Linked DNA regions of Homo sapiens: all the other regions are linked to region 1. A link is a contact called in ENCODE Hi-C or POLR2A ChIA-PET data. All regions are on one chromosome and are shown on one strand. Each heading gives the region's core, a stretch centred on a gene start or an enhancer-like site at or near the end of the contact. The rest is flanking DNA. Distances are from core to core; before and after follow the strand shown.

Evidence for each region. A loop is a pair of places that touch in the nucleus more often than their neighbours do. ChIA-PET counts read pairs that join two places held with the same protein, here RNA polymerase II (POLR2A). Pooled maps may share reads with other maps.
Region 2: a loop to region 1 is called in a map of Caco-2, with 4 times the contacts of the local background. The contact joins two enhancer-like sites. A Hi-C loop is called at or near these places in 1 of 168 maps with a recorded cell type or tissue (Caco-2) and 2 of 50 pooled maps. POLR2A ChIA-PET finds 5 or more read pairs at or near these places in 2 of 52 experiments (BJ and activated naive CD4-positive, alpha-beta T cell).
Region 3: a loop to region 1 is called in a pooled map, with 2.6 times the contacts of the local background. The contact joins two enhancer-like sites. A Hi-C loop is called at or near these places in 1 of 37 single-sample maps with no recorded cell type and 2 of 50 pooled maps. POLR2A ChIA-PET finds 5 or more read pairs at or near these places in 1 of 52 experiments (WTC11).

The regions. Positions count from the first base shown.
Region 1 is chr18:22,812,005-22,816,292 of GRCh38, forward strand. The region is part of intron 2 of RBBP8-AS1 (RBBP8 antisense RNA 1); the gene reads right to left. The region is part of intron 1 of LOC124904263 (a long non-coding RNA gene); the gene reads left to right. Among named protein-coding and RNA genes, the nearest start is that of RBBP8, 120 kb to the right of the region's middle. Within about 2 kb of position 2,172, at least 2 of the 41 ENCODE cell types and tissues checked have a DNase peak (open chromatin) inside an H3K27ac peak, as active enhancers do.
Region 2 is chr18:23,076,893-23,080,635 of GRCh38, forward strand. No RefSeq gene overlaps it. Among named protein-coding and RNA genes, the nearest start is that of CABLES1, 57 kb to the right of the region's middle. Within about 2 kb of position 1,904, at least 3 of the 41 ENCODE cell types and tissues checked have a DNase peak (open chromatin) inside an H3K27ac peak, as active enhancers do.
Region 3 is chr18:23,224,176-23,228,029 of GRCh38, forward strand. The region is part of intron 4 of CABLES1 (Cdk5 and Abl enzyme substrate 1); the gene reads left to right. Among named protein-coding and RNA genes, the nearest start is that of CABLES1, 91 kb to the left of the region's middle. RefSeq lists an enhancer at 2,478-2,577. Within about 2 kb of position 1,541, at least 9 of the 41 ENCODE cell types and tissues checked have a DNase peak (open chromatin) inside an H3K27ac peak, as active enhancers do.

The DNA.
Region 1 (4,288 bases), core at 922-3,421:
TTCTGCTCTTTTACTTTTGCTGAGGAGTGCTTTACTTCCAACTATGTGGTCAATTTTGGAATAGGTGCGGTGTGGTGCTGAGAAGAATGTATATTCTGTTGATTTGGGGTGGAGAATTGTGTAGATGTCTATTAGATCTTCTTGGTGCAGAGCTGAATTCAATTCCTGGATATCCTTGTTAACTTTTTGTCTCATTGATCTGTCTAATGTTGACAGTGGGGTGTTAAAGTCTCCCATTATTATTGCATGGGAGTCTATGTCTATTTGTAAGTCTCTAAGAACTTGCTTTATGAATCTGGGTGTTCCTGTATTGGATGCATATATATTTAGGATAGTTAGCGCTTCTTGTTGAATTGATATCTTTACCATTATGTAATGGTCTTCTTTGTCTCTTTTGATCTTTGTTGGTTTAAAGTCTGTTTTATCAGAGACTAGGATAGCAACCCCTGCCTTTTTGTTTGCTTGGTATATATTCCTGCATCCCTTTATTTTGAGCCTATGTGTGTCTCTGCACGTGAGATGGGTTTCCTGAATACAGCACACTGATGGTTCTTGACTCTTTATCCAATTTGCCAGTCTATGTCTTTTAATTGGAGGATTTAGCCCATTTACATTTAAGGTTAATATTGTTATGTGTGAATTTGATCCTGTCATTATGATGTTAGCTGGTTATTTTGCTTGTTAGTTGATGCATAATGTAAATGTTATGTATTATGTGCCTAATCATCTGCTGGTTCAGTTTTTTAATATTTGGATTATTTAGTATCTGGTTTTGTTTAACGGAACAGGACTGTGGTCAGAACAATGGCATGGTCAACCGGGATGCCCTCCTTCTGCAAGATAGGGAAGGGCGGGTGCTACATGACTGTGGGAACCAGGTGTCTGGCAATTGGGATGGTAACTGTCAAGAAATGCAAGTGTCTGAGGCTTTACCCTACTGGCAAGCTAACTTGTTTTATGGATGCTGTTAGAAGATGCAAGATTCCTGGATCAGGGAAAAGGATTTTATTACCTAAGCCACAGGAAGCAGCATGAACTTCATGCTTGCATCAGTTTCCCTTGCCCATCAGGTCACACAGGGGCAAAGTAGAGATTCCCAGGTTGGTGCTGTATACACTATGGGTTTCTATCACAGTTGAGTAATCTCAAGCTTAGGAAACCCAAATCTTATAATGGGCTGCAAGCAAACCTGCTTAACCTTTGCTCCAGAGAGAGACATACTGAACAAAAGCAAAGCTCTACTCTGGAGGAAGACACTATCTCTTTTTTCCAAGACTTTTCACTATAAAACATCCTTGGAAAGGTTGTCTGGAACAAAGGGCTGTCAGTGCCTCTGTTCACTAGCTGTGCAAGAGATGTATGTAGAAGTAGAATTACCTTCAACAGTGACTTAGCAGGTTCTGAAAAAAAAACCTGGAGTCACGAAATATCAGCCCATTTTATCATTCATCTGCACCAAAAGAAAATGTTGGTGAAATTAAAATTTAAAAACCCAACTCTCTACTCCCTCCCTTTCAAAAAAATTTAAGCAAAGCATGCAGCCTGGTACACAGTAGGCATCCAACAAGTGCTGATACCCATTCTCAGGCTCCCCACACATATCCTCTCACATAATTTTGGTGCTCATTTATTCTTTTCTTTGACATATGCTCTTATTTTCATTGTTTTCATCTTTATAAAAAATATTGATGTTGCAATTATGATTCGCAAAGGAATATGTCCTAGATGACCATATTTATAACTTCCCCAAAGGTCCAAAGAACTTTTTTGGATGTTTTGTACTGGAGTTGGTCTTGAGTTTCTGCACATGTGATACACTAGGTGGTGCTAATTGACTGAGCTGAGCAGGGACACTCTTTGCAGCGACGTTAAAGACTAAACCTCACTGAATAGATGTTTTTACAGACGTCAATCAAAGGAGGAAATCTCAATTATTAATAACTGCACTTCTTGAAGATATAAAGAGAAAATGCTATTAATAACGATCATGGTCTTTTCCTTCCCAAATTATTTATAATTACCTGCTTTGCCAAGGACAGAATTCAGCTCTAATTCTGCAGACATTGTCAGGTAATTGTTACGTTCAAGAAAAGCTCTAGCCTGAGTGAAATCTCCTAAACTAGAAAGTTGCCTTTCCTGGAGGAGCAACAATATGGAGAAATGCTTTGTAGAGCAAGGCAGAATTTTCTTTCCAGACCCAGGCAAGCTCAGGCAAGAACCTAAGACTACAGCCAGGTGTAGGGGAAAAAAATTCCTCAGCTGGTCTAGATCAACAAACCACTAAATCACTAAACTAAAGGGCTCCTTTACTAATTTGTCTTACATGGTCAGAAACATAATTTCAAGAAAAAGAAAGTCTTTATTTGAATTTATTGTTCAGACTAAAAGCGAATTAACCAGCAGGTAATCCAGGGCCAATATGAAACATAAAGGAAGATTTATATGAATCATACTTCCTCTGCATTGTATTACAGGAGAAATATAGTTCTAATTTGTAAACGTTCAAAGCATTTCTGACCCTTAAATAACTCCGATTTATAAAAGTAAACACACAAGCCAGCTTTTACTGTCTTTGTCTTTTATGAGTGCCGATGCATTAGGCAGCATTCTTGCAATGCCACACCAATGTGCCCCTACCAAGTAAGGTCAAAATAATAACTGTTCCAATTCTTTTTGTTGTTTTTTTTATAGAGATGGAGGTCTCACCATGTTGCCCAGGCTGGTCTCCAGCTCCTGGGCTCAAGTAATCCTCTCACCTCAGCCTCCCAAAGTGCTGGGATTATAGGCATGAGCCATCACACCCAGCAACTGTTCCGATTCTCAATGACACCTCTGTCTAGTGGAAATCCCACACCAGGTCTTTAGTTCTCCATTATATAAGTCATGAAACTGTCTTTATGAATGGCTGCACCTGGAAGTTTGATGCCTGAAGGTTTTTTTATGTAAACTGGATTATATTTAAGTAAAGATATCCACCCCATAGCTGCAAAGGACTGTCATCAGTGAAAGGAGAAGTTAAAAAAAAATAGAAAAAAATATATATATAGGTAGATATAAATTATTGGTAATATTTTAGTTCTCGAATGAGTAGCATCCATTATATTCTAAAAGCATAAATAAGCAAATAAAATAAGAAGGCCATTCATGAAACAATGACAATAATATTTTATGAAGCAAGGACTATAATTAATCCAATTCTATGTACTTAAATAAATAAACAGAATAAGTCAAAGGTAGCATAACATTCCACATCCATGTGACCCAATGCCTAAACATCTGCCTGTAACTACTCAACTCAGTCCTGGGAAATAACGTGGGCAAAAATAATTCAGAATCAGGATGTCTGGTTCTCCCACATTGGTGGGAACTTGAGTGAGGAACAGTCACGCTGATAATCTTTTTTTTTTTTTTTTTTTTTTGATACAGAGTCTCGCTCTGTTGCCAGGCTGGAGTGCAGTGGTGCAATCTCGGCTCACTGCAACCTCTGCTTCCCAGGTTCAAGTGATCTTCCTGCCTCAACCTCCTGAGTAGCTGGGACTACAGGCACGTGCCACCACGCCCATCTGTATTTTTAGTAGAGACGGGATTTCACCATGTTGGCCAGGATGGTCTCGATCTCTTGACCTCGTGATCTGCCCGCCTTGGCCTCCCAAAGTGCTAGGATTACAGGCATGAGCCACTGCGCCCGGCTGCATGCTGATAATCTTACAAGGCTTCAGGTCAGAGTAAGGGGACAGGTGCCTCCTTCCTGAGGAATGAAAATGTGCAAGGATCAGAAGAAACATCAGAAGTCATGTCCTGGTGTTATGGGATCTTTGGGGTGTCAATTTTCTGGCCAGAAACCTCTGTGGCCACAGCACCTTTGCCCAAGCTCTTGTCCTGAATCCAGGAAGAATGAAGTATGCAGACAAGTGAAGGGTGAACAAGACAAAAATGAGCTTTACTGAGTGTTACAACAGCTCAGAGGAGACCTGCAGTGGGTAGCTCCTCTCTGTAGGCAGGTCATCTATGGAGTTTTCAGTTCTCAGCAGAGAGGTGGCCCTGGAGAGGATAGCTCCTCTCTGCAACTGGTCATCCTGATGTCTGCAGCTCTGCAGCTCTCCCCCAGAGAGGAGGCCCTGGAGATGACGGCTCCTCTCTGCCAGCAAGTCGTCTCTGCAGCTCTCAGCAGAGAGGATAACTCCTCTCTGCAACTGGTCATCCCATCATCTGCAGCTATCAGCAGAGAGAATAGCTCCTCTCTACAGCTGGTCGTCCCATCCTCTCTTTCTCTCCCCTCTTTGTTCCT
Region 2 (3,743 bases), core at 654-3,153, 260 kb after region 1:
AGCACCATTAAGCCAAGGCGTCCCATTGGAGACTCTGGCAGTCTGTGCCTGCCAATAGCTAACTCCATTTTTTTTTTTTTTTTTTTTGAGACGGAGTCTCGCTCTGTCACCCAGGCTGGAGTGCAGAGGCGCGATCTCGGCTCACTGCAAGCCCCGCCTCCTGGGTTCACACCATTCTCCTGCCTCAGCCTCCCGAGTAGCTGGGACCACAGGCCCCCGCCACCACGTCTGGCTAATTTTTTGTATTTTTCGTAGAGACGAGGTTTCACCATGTTAGCCAGGATGGTCTCGATCTCCTGACCTCATGATCTGCCCACCTCAGCCTCCCAAAGTGCTGGGATTACAGGCTTGAGCCACCGTGCCCGGCCGCCACTAGCTAACTCTTGATCTGTAAAGCTAATTAACTGAGTATTTATCAGAGTGGGGAAAGAAAAAGGAATTTGAAGGGAGTGACAATAAAATTAATTTAAATATCGTAAATCCAATTCAGTAAATCCTTTCACTCAAGAGAAGTGAAGGCAGTGTTTCCAGGACACAGACAGGTATGCTTTGTGCACATGTGCTTCCCACTCCAGAAAGCAAGCCTGGCGTCCATGATCTTATGGTGTGTGGAGGGGATATCAACAAACTGGCTGCTCAGGAGCAGGGACCATTCCCAGCCTGGCATGTGTGTAAGTGAGAAAAGCAGGGGGCACCAGAGTCACAGGTTAAAAAAGTGGTTCAGCTTCCTGGAGCACTACTCTTCTGAAACAGAACGTAAATATTTGCATGCATTTTTTCAGACAAAATACACTACTTCAAAGAACTTTCTGGCATGCCATATTCCATCTCTAGCTGGGCCTCCAGTTCCGCAGGGACTGTATACTCTGTTCTGCCAAGGAGGGCTCTGGGGGAAGAGCTGGTGGTGCCCTGGAGTAGGAGAAAGATCACTGGACCAGGAGGCAGCGCGGGGAATGGCTGAGGTCTAGGTTCCATCCCCTCTGCTCCTCTAACCCCTTCTACTGTCACTAAAGGCACTATCTCAGCTCCTGCACTTAGCATGGCTTCCCTAAGTTACCCCAGCAGCCACCCAAGAAGGTGGCTAAGAAAGAAGCACTTCCTTCTTTCACGTAGAGTGATCTTTTGAAACCAAATTGACTCAGGCTAGAAACCTTCCATGAGTCCCTCTGGCTTCTGGAGTAAAGTCCCTGGCACAAGGCCCCTCACAGCCCAACTCCCAATGAAGGCTTTGCTATTCCACCACTCCCCATGCACCCCACATCCCTCAGCTCCCTCCCTGTTCTCCTCGCTTTTCCTGGTGCAGCTCCATCTGCCTTGTTCCCCAGTCCACTCCACCCAGGGAACCTTGGCTCACCCCTTGAGACCTCATTCATAGCCCTCCCGAGTAGGATGTGTTCCATCTCAACAAAGCAAGGTCCCCACGTTAACTGGCAGCCCTGGTTATCAGTGCGTGCTGACTGCAATTGTGTTTATTCCCTTTTCTTTTTCTTTTCCTTTTTTTTTTTTTGAGATGGAGTTTTACTCTTGTTGCCCAGGCTGGAGTGCAATGGCGTGATCTCGGCTCACCGCAATCTCCGCCTCCCGGGTTCAAGCGATTCTCCTGCCTCAGCCTCCCAAATAGTTGGGATTGCAGGCATGCACCACCATGCACGGCTAGTTTTGTATTTTTAGTAGAGATGGGGTTTCTCCATGTTGGTCAGGCTGGTCTCGAACTCCTGACCTCAGGTGATCCACCTGCCTTGGCCTCCCAAAGTGTTGGGATTACAGGCGTGAGCCACCACGCCTGGCCGTTATTCCCTTTTCTAGTTGGCAGAGAAAACCTCAAGAAGCTCTTTTGAAACTAAATCTCAGCAGATTTTTATTTCCAAACAGAATTAAAACAGGAAGTGAGAGTCAAAGTGTGCTCCACTGTGACAAAAGTCACATTAGGAAATCAAAGTGTCCTCATCTCTTAGGAAGCTCAGGTCTCCTTAGGGGCACAGTGAAATTCCCAGGCTTCCATCTGAGAGTCTATGGAAACTCACTTCAAGAGGTTCTCACTGGTGTTTGATTTTACTCCGAGGCAGGGCAAAATGTTTCATGGTTTTGAACGTGAAGAAAGTTCCTGCAGAGGCAAAGTCAGACAGGGTCAACTGCAGGGGCTGCAGAGAGCCAGGCTGGGGGCCAGCTAGAGTTAGAAGAGACTTCAGTGTTTCCTTCAATTAAAAAAAAAAAAAAAAGCCCTTTTGTAGAGGAAGTCCTGTGTCTCCAAGCAAGTTCTAACTTCACTAAAAAAAGCTTAGCTAAGCTCCGCCAACTGATTCGGTCTTTTTCCACAGAGAGGGAGAAGAGGGATGGCTGTTTTCTCTCAACTCCAGAGGAGAGTGAGTGAGGAATGAATTGTTTGTCTTCCACATAGCAAACCAAACTGGAGTCATTTTTACCCGAATGTATCAGTGGAAACCAAACTGGCGTCACTACAAAATTCCCAAGTCTCTTGCTGCTTCTGGGTTTATTCCTTGTTGTCAATGTTGTTTATTTTGTTCTTCCCACAAGTTGCAATGAATAATGTTGAATAAATGAATGAATAATGAATAATAAGAATGAATAATAAGTGAATGAATGAACACAAAACAGAAACTAACAAACTATCCAGGAAGCACAGAGATGTGTCATAGCCAGCAGAGAAAGGCTAAAAGACCTCAAGTTGTTTTCTGCCATTCTTACAAAGATGCTAATTATTATTATTATTATTTTTGAGATGGAGTCTTGACCCGTCACTCAGGCTAGAGTGCAGTGGGGCGATCTCGGCTCACTGCAAGCTCTGCCTCCCGGGTTCACGCCATTCTCCTACCTCGGCCTCCTGAGTAGCTGGGACTACAGGCACCCGCCACCACTCCTGGCTAATTTTTTGTATTTTTAGTAGAGACGGGGTTTCACCGTGTTAGCCAGGATGGTCTCGATCTCCTGACCTCGTGATCCACCTACCTCGGCCTCCCAGAGTGCTAGGATTACAGGCGTGAGCCACCACAACCGGCCGATGCTAATATTTTATCCGAACTCTACTTACAGCTCAAATTTTCGTTTTGTCATTCATCATTTATCTATTCATCTGGTACTTACTGAGTTGTTATATGTGAGGCATTGCATTAAAAGTCACCCAGGCTGGGTGCAGTGGCTCACGCCTGTAATCCCAGTATTTTGTGAGGCCAAGGCAGGAGGATCACGAGATCAGGAGATCGAGACCATCCTGGCTAACACAGTGAAACTCCATCTCTACTGAAAATACAAAAAATTAGCTGGGCGTGGTGGCGGGTGCCTGTAGTCCCAGCTACTCGGGAGGCTGAAGCAGGAGAATGGCGTGAACCCGGGAAGTGGAGCTTGCAGTGAGCCGAGATGGTGCCACTGCACTCCAGCCTGGGTGACAGAGTAATACTCCATCTCAAAAATAAAAAGAAAAAAGTAATCAGATATATAAAAAAACTTGGAATAAACAAAAAAAAATTACTGGTGTCTCCAGTGGAAAACAATGTGTTGCTTAGAGCACACTGTTCTAGATTATTTAATTTCAGCTATTTATTGTCTTTGAGCTATTTTATAACTTTTTTTTTGAGACAGGATCTCGCTCTATCACTCAGGCTACAGCGCTGTGGTGCAAACACAGCTCACAGCAGCCTCCACCTTCCAGGCTCTGGTAGATCGTCTCGCCTCTGCCTCCTGAGTAGCTGGGACTACAGGCGTGTGCCACAATGCCTGGCTAATTT
Region 3 (3,854 bases), core at 291-2,790, 410 kb after region 1:
CCAATAAATAAAACAGCTAAACAGAGAGCTCTTCTGGAGAATCAGGAATGGGCACAAGTAGCCCATTCATCCCCACTCCTGCCATCCACCTCCTTTGGTGCCTCCATTAGGAAAACCACAGCCCTTACCCATCCTTGCTGTCGTGTACCCATGGGCACCGGCGGCCAGGGAGGCAGTGTGGTGCTTGGGAACGAGCTGGCAGGCAGAAGCCTCAGTCCTGGGAAATGAACTAGCCTTACTGACCCCAGCTTCACTCCTCCGTAAAAGGACTATAATGTCCACCTCAGGGAGATGAATGAAATAGTAAATGAAATATTATATGTGAAAGCTGTAGTAGATATTCATTAAGCATTAGTTTCACTTCCATTTTTGTCCAGTCACAGAGCTTTTTTTTTTTTTTTTTTTTTTTTGGAGACAGAGTCTCTCTCAGTTGCTCAGGCTGGAGTGCACTGGCGGGGTCTCGGCTCACTGCAAGCTCCGCCTCCTGGGTTCACGCCATTCTCCTGCCACAGCCTCCTGAGTAGCTGGGATTACAGGTGCCCGCCACTACACCCGGCTAATTTTTTTGTATTTTTAGTAGAGACGGGGTTTCACCATGCTAGCCAGGATGGTCTCGATCTCCTGACCTCGTGATCTGCCTGTCTCAGCCTCCCAAAGTACTGGGATTACAGGCGTGAGCCACCGCACCCGGCCTTCTTTTTCTTTCTTTTTGAGAAAGGTCTCACTGTATTGCCCAGGCTGGAGTGCAGTAGTGCAATCTCAGCTCACTGCAGCCTTGACCTCCCAGGCTCAAGCGATCCTCCTACCTCAGCTTCCTGCGTAGCTGGGATGACAGGCATGCACCACCACGCCCAGCTAATTTTTGTATTTTTTGTAGAGTCGGGTTTCACCATGCTGCCCAGGCTGGTCTCAAAATCCTGGGCTCAAGCCATCCTCCCACCTCGGCCTTCTAAAGTGCTGGGATTACAGGTGTGAGCCACCGTGCCCGGCCATCACAGAGCTATTATGTTGCTCTTTCTAGATCTACTTGAACTTAGCAGTTCCCAGTCAGGTTCACAGTGAGTTTGTCAGTGGTGCAATTCTACAAATAATGGATTCACCTTGAGATCTGCTTTTATTCAGTCTTTTTTTCCTCAATAGTACATGTTTCTTAAAGACTATTTGAAAAATGTATAAAAGTAAAAGGAAGATAACAATTATTGAGCCTCACCTCCTAAACAAAGCCACCATTTACATTTTGGTCTATTTCCTTCCAGTCTTTTTTTTTTTTCTTAATGCATACACTTTATGGAACGTGAGGAGACCATTGTTTTGCTTTGATCTTTCTTGCTAAATCCTACCTTTCAAAACAAGCCCATTACAGAGAAGAGGAACAGATGTTGCCCAGCTTTTTCACTGTAACTGTAACATCAAACCTTCCCATAGCTGTAAACACTCTTCTCAGATGAAGCTTGTAAATTATGCCATTTTCTGGGAAGAGTCCCAGCCTTAAACCAGCTCCTTTTTCCTCAACTAACACTTGCCAAGGCCAGCCTGAATCTTTCTGCCTTTTATCCACATTAGTCACGGCCTTCTCTTTTCTAGTGTGGATTTGTGGTTTGGCTTGGTGACCCTCAGCTCACAAAATGAGTTGCAAGCAACTTTCTCAACTTTCCTAAATAGGCAGACCCCACTTAGTAAACAGCTTGTCCAACACTTCTATCCAAGACCACTTCTCTTCCCCTCGCTTTCCAGCCCCCATTGTGGGCTACTGTGCCACCGCCATAGGGCCAGGAGTGGGAAACCTGGGCCCTGCAAAGGAATTTATGGATTTACATGTAGAGAGAGGGAAGGAATTGTGAAAAACAGGAATAGCTTAGGGGAAAGGGTCCTGGAGTCCTAAGAAGGAAAGGGAAGTTCAGAGAAGAAGGTGAAATAATACAAACTTGACCTTTAAAGTGTTACTCAGCTGGGCACAGTGGCTCATGCCTGTAATCCCAGTACTTTGGGAGACCGAGGTGGGCGGATCACAAGGTCAGGAGTTCAAGACCAGCCTGGCCAACATAGTGACACCCCATCTCTACTAAAATTACAAAAATTAGCCGGGCATGGTGGCATGTGCCCGTAGTCCCAGCTACTCGGGAGGCTGAGGCAGGAGAATTGCTTGAACCTGAGAAGTGGAGGTTGCAGTGAGCCAAGATCGTGCCATTGCACTCCAGCTTGGGCAACAGAGTGAGACTTCATCTCAAAAAAAAAAAAAAAAAGTTCCTGAGGGTCAAGCCTGGACCAGGAAACCAAGAGGAGAGACTCAACTTCCTCCTATTTTTTTACCCTCATACACCCTCTGACCTTTTGCTTCTATGACCCGAGCTCTTGTTTTTGCTTTTGGGCTGATTCAGTTACATTATAGGCTCAGAGAGCCTTGGGTAGGCTAATCTCCACTTACTGCATCAATGAAAAATGCATTCTGAGTTCCAACTTGCCAGCCCAGGAGCTTCTAGAGCACGACCCACTGGTGAGTGAGAGACTGCAGGTGTTGTATGGAGAACTAGTCCTAGAATTGTCCCTATGCATAAGGGAACCGACACCAGCCACCAAGTGCTCTTTACTTCCTGAGATCTGGATGTGGGTTGGTATTTCTGTACACATGGATCCGACCAGAAGAAAGTAGGAGAGAACCTAGTAAACTTGAGATTGGAGGTTATGTGAAATCACCAAACTAGATGATTCCAGCAAAAAGAGTTTCTGTGATGTGTGTGTAGGTTCACACCCCTTAAGATAACCATACTTGACTGTATGATAGTCGCAGGAGTCACTTACTTACTACAGATGCATCAGAGACCATGTGATGAAGAAGATGGCTTCCCAGTGGAGTTGCAAGGTGCCTCTGGGGGGTGTGTTTTTAAATTGTCAACAGCTTCCACATGGTGTTTATATCCTTAACTTTTGGCATTGGGGGCATTCAGATGAGGTCATCCGCTTGGGTCCATTTCCTGAGTGTTGATCATTTTGCGACACAGAGAACAGCGTCTTCTATTCTTAGAGCCTTCAAGCCTAAATGCTCCCTGCCTGGCTCCAGGCCCATGCCCCCTTCCTCCCCACCCACTTTCCCCAGAAAATTTTTGTTGTGGAAAATTACACATTCACAAATTGTGTTTCTTTCCTCACACCAAGCATATTCCCACACAGAGACAGATTCTGGAATGATCTCATGGATGACTCATGCCATTATCTGGCTGTTTATAGGAGCTGCCTTTAGACAAAGATTTGGTCATAAGCTACGTTAAGACCCCTTCATTGTCTGCCAGTTGCCCTTGCAGGGGATGGCTTATGGCTTATCGATGGAGTCCTGAGTGGGAGTGGGAAGGGACTTCTAGACTAAAAGCTGCTTTTGACTTCACTTTTGTCCATCAACTGTGGACCCTGTTCCATTGTCTCTGAACTCTGGAGGCACCTTCTGCTTGATGTCAGCAAGCAGGCCTGGTCCAAGATGGCAGCTGCACTGTATCGGAAGGGCAACAAACGGGACTCTTAAGCTAAGGGGAAGACTTGTGTCGTCGACTTCCGGCCCATGTGTAATCTCTTAATTAAAATTTAGCTCACAAGTGGTATTTCCTTTCGTAATCCAGCTTTCAGGCTTTGCTTTAGGTGCAGGAAATCTCTCACTCCTTATTCTCTTTGAAGGGTCTGGAAATCCTGTTAATATTTAATTGGCTTTTAAATTATTGACACATCAAAGTGTTCAACCTATTGTTGTCCTTTGAAGAGCTAGCGCCTAGTGGAGCTCCTGGCAGGTGTTCCAAGTTCTTGGGCTTAGAGCACCATTAGAGAAAGGATGGTGGAGAGAAGTCAGGACCACTCCATTTTGGAAGCAG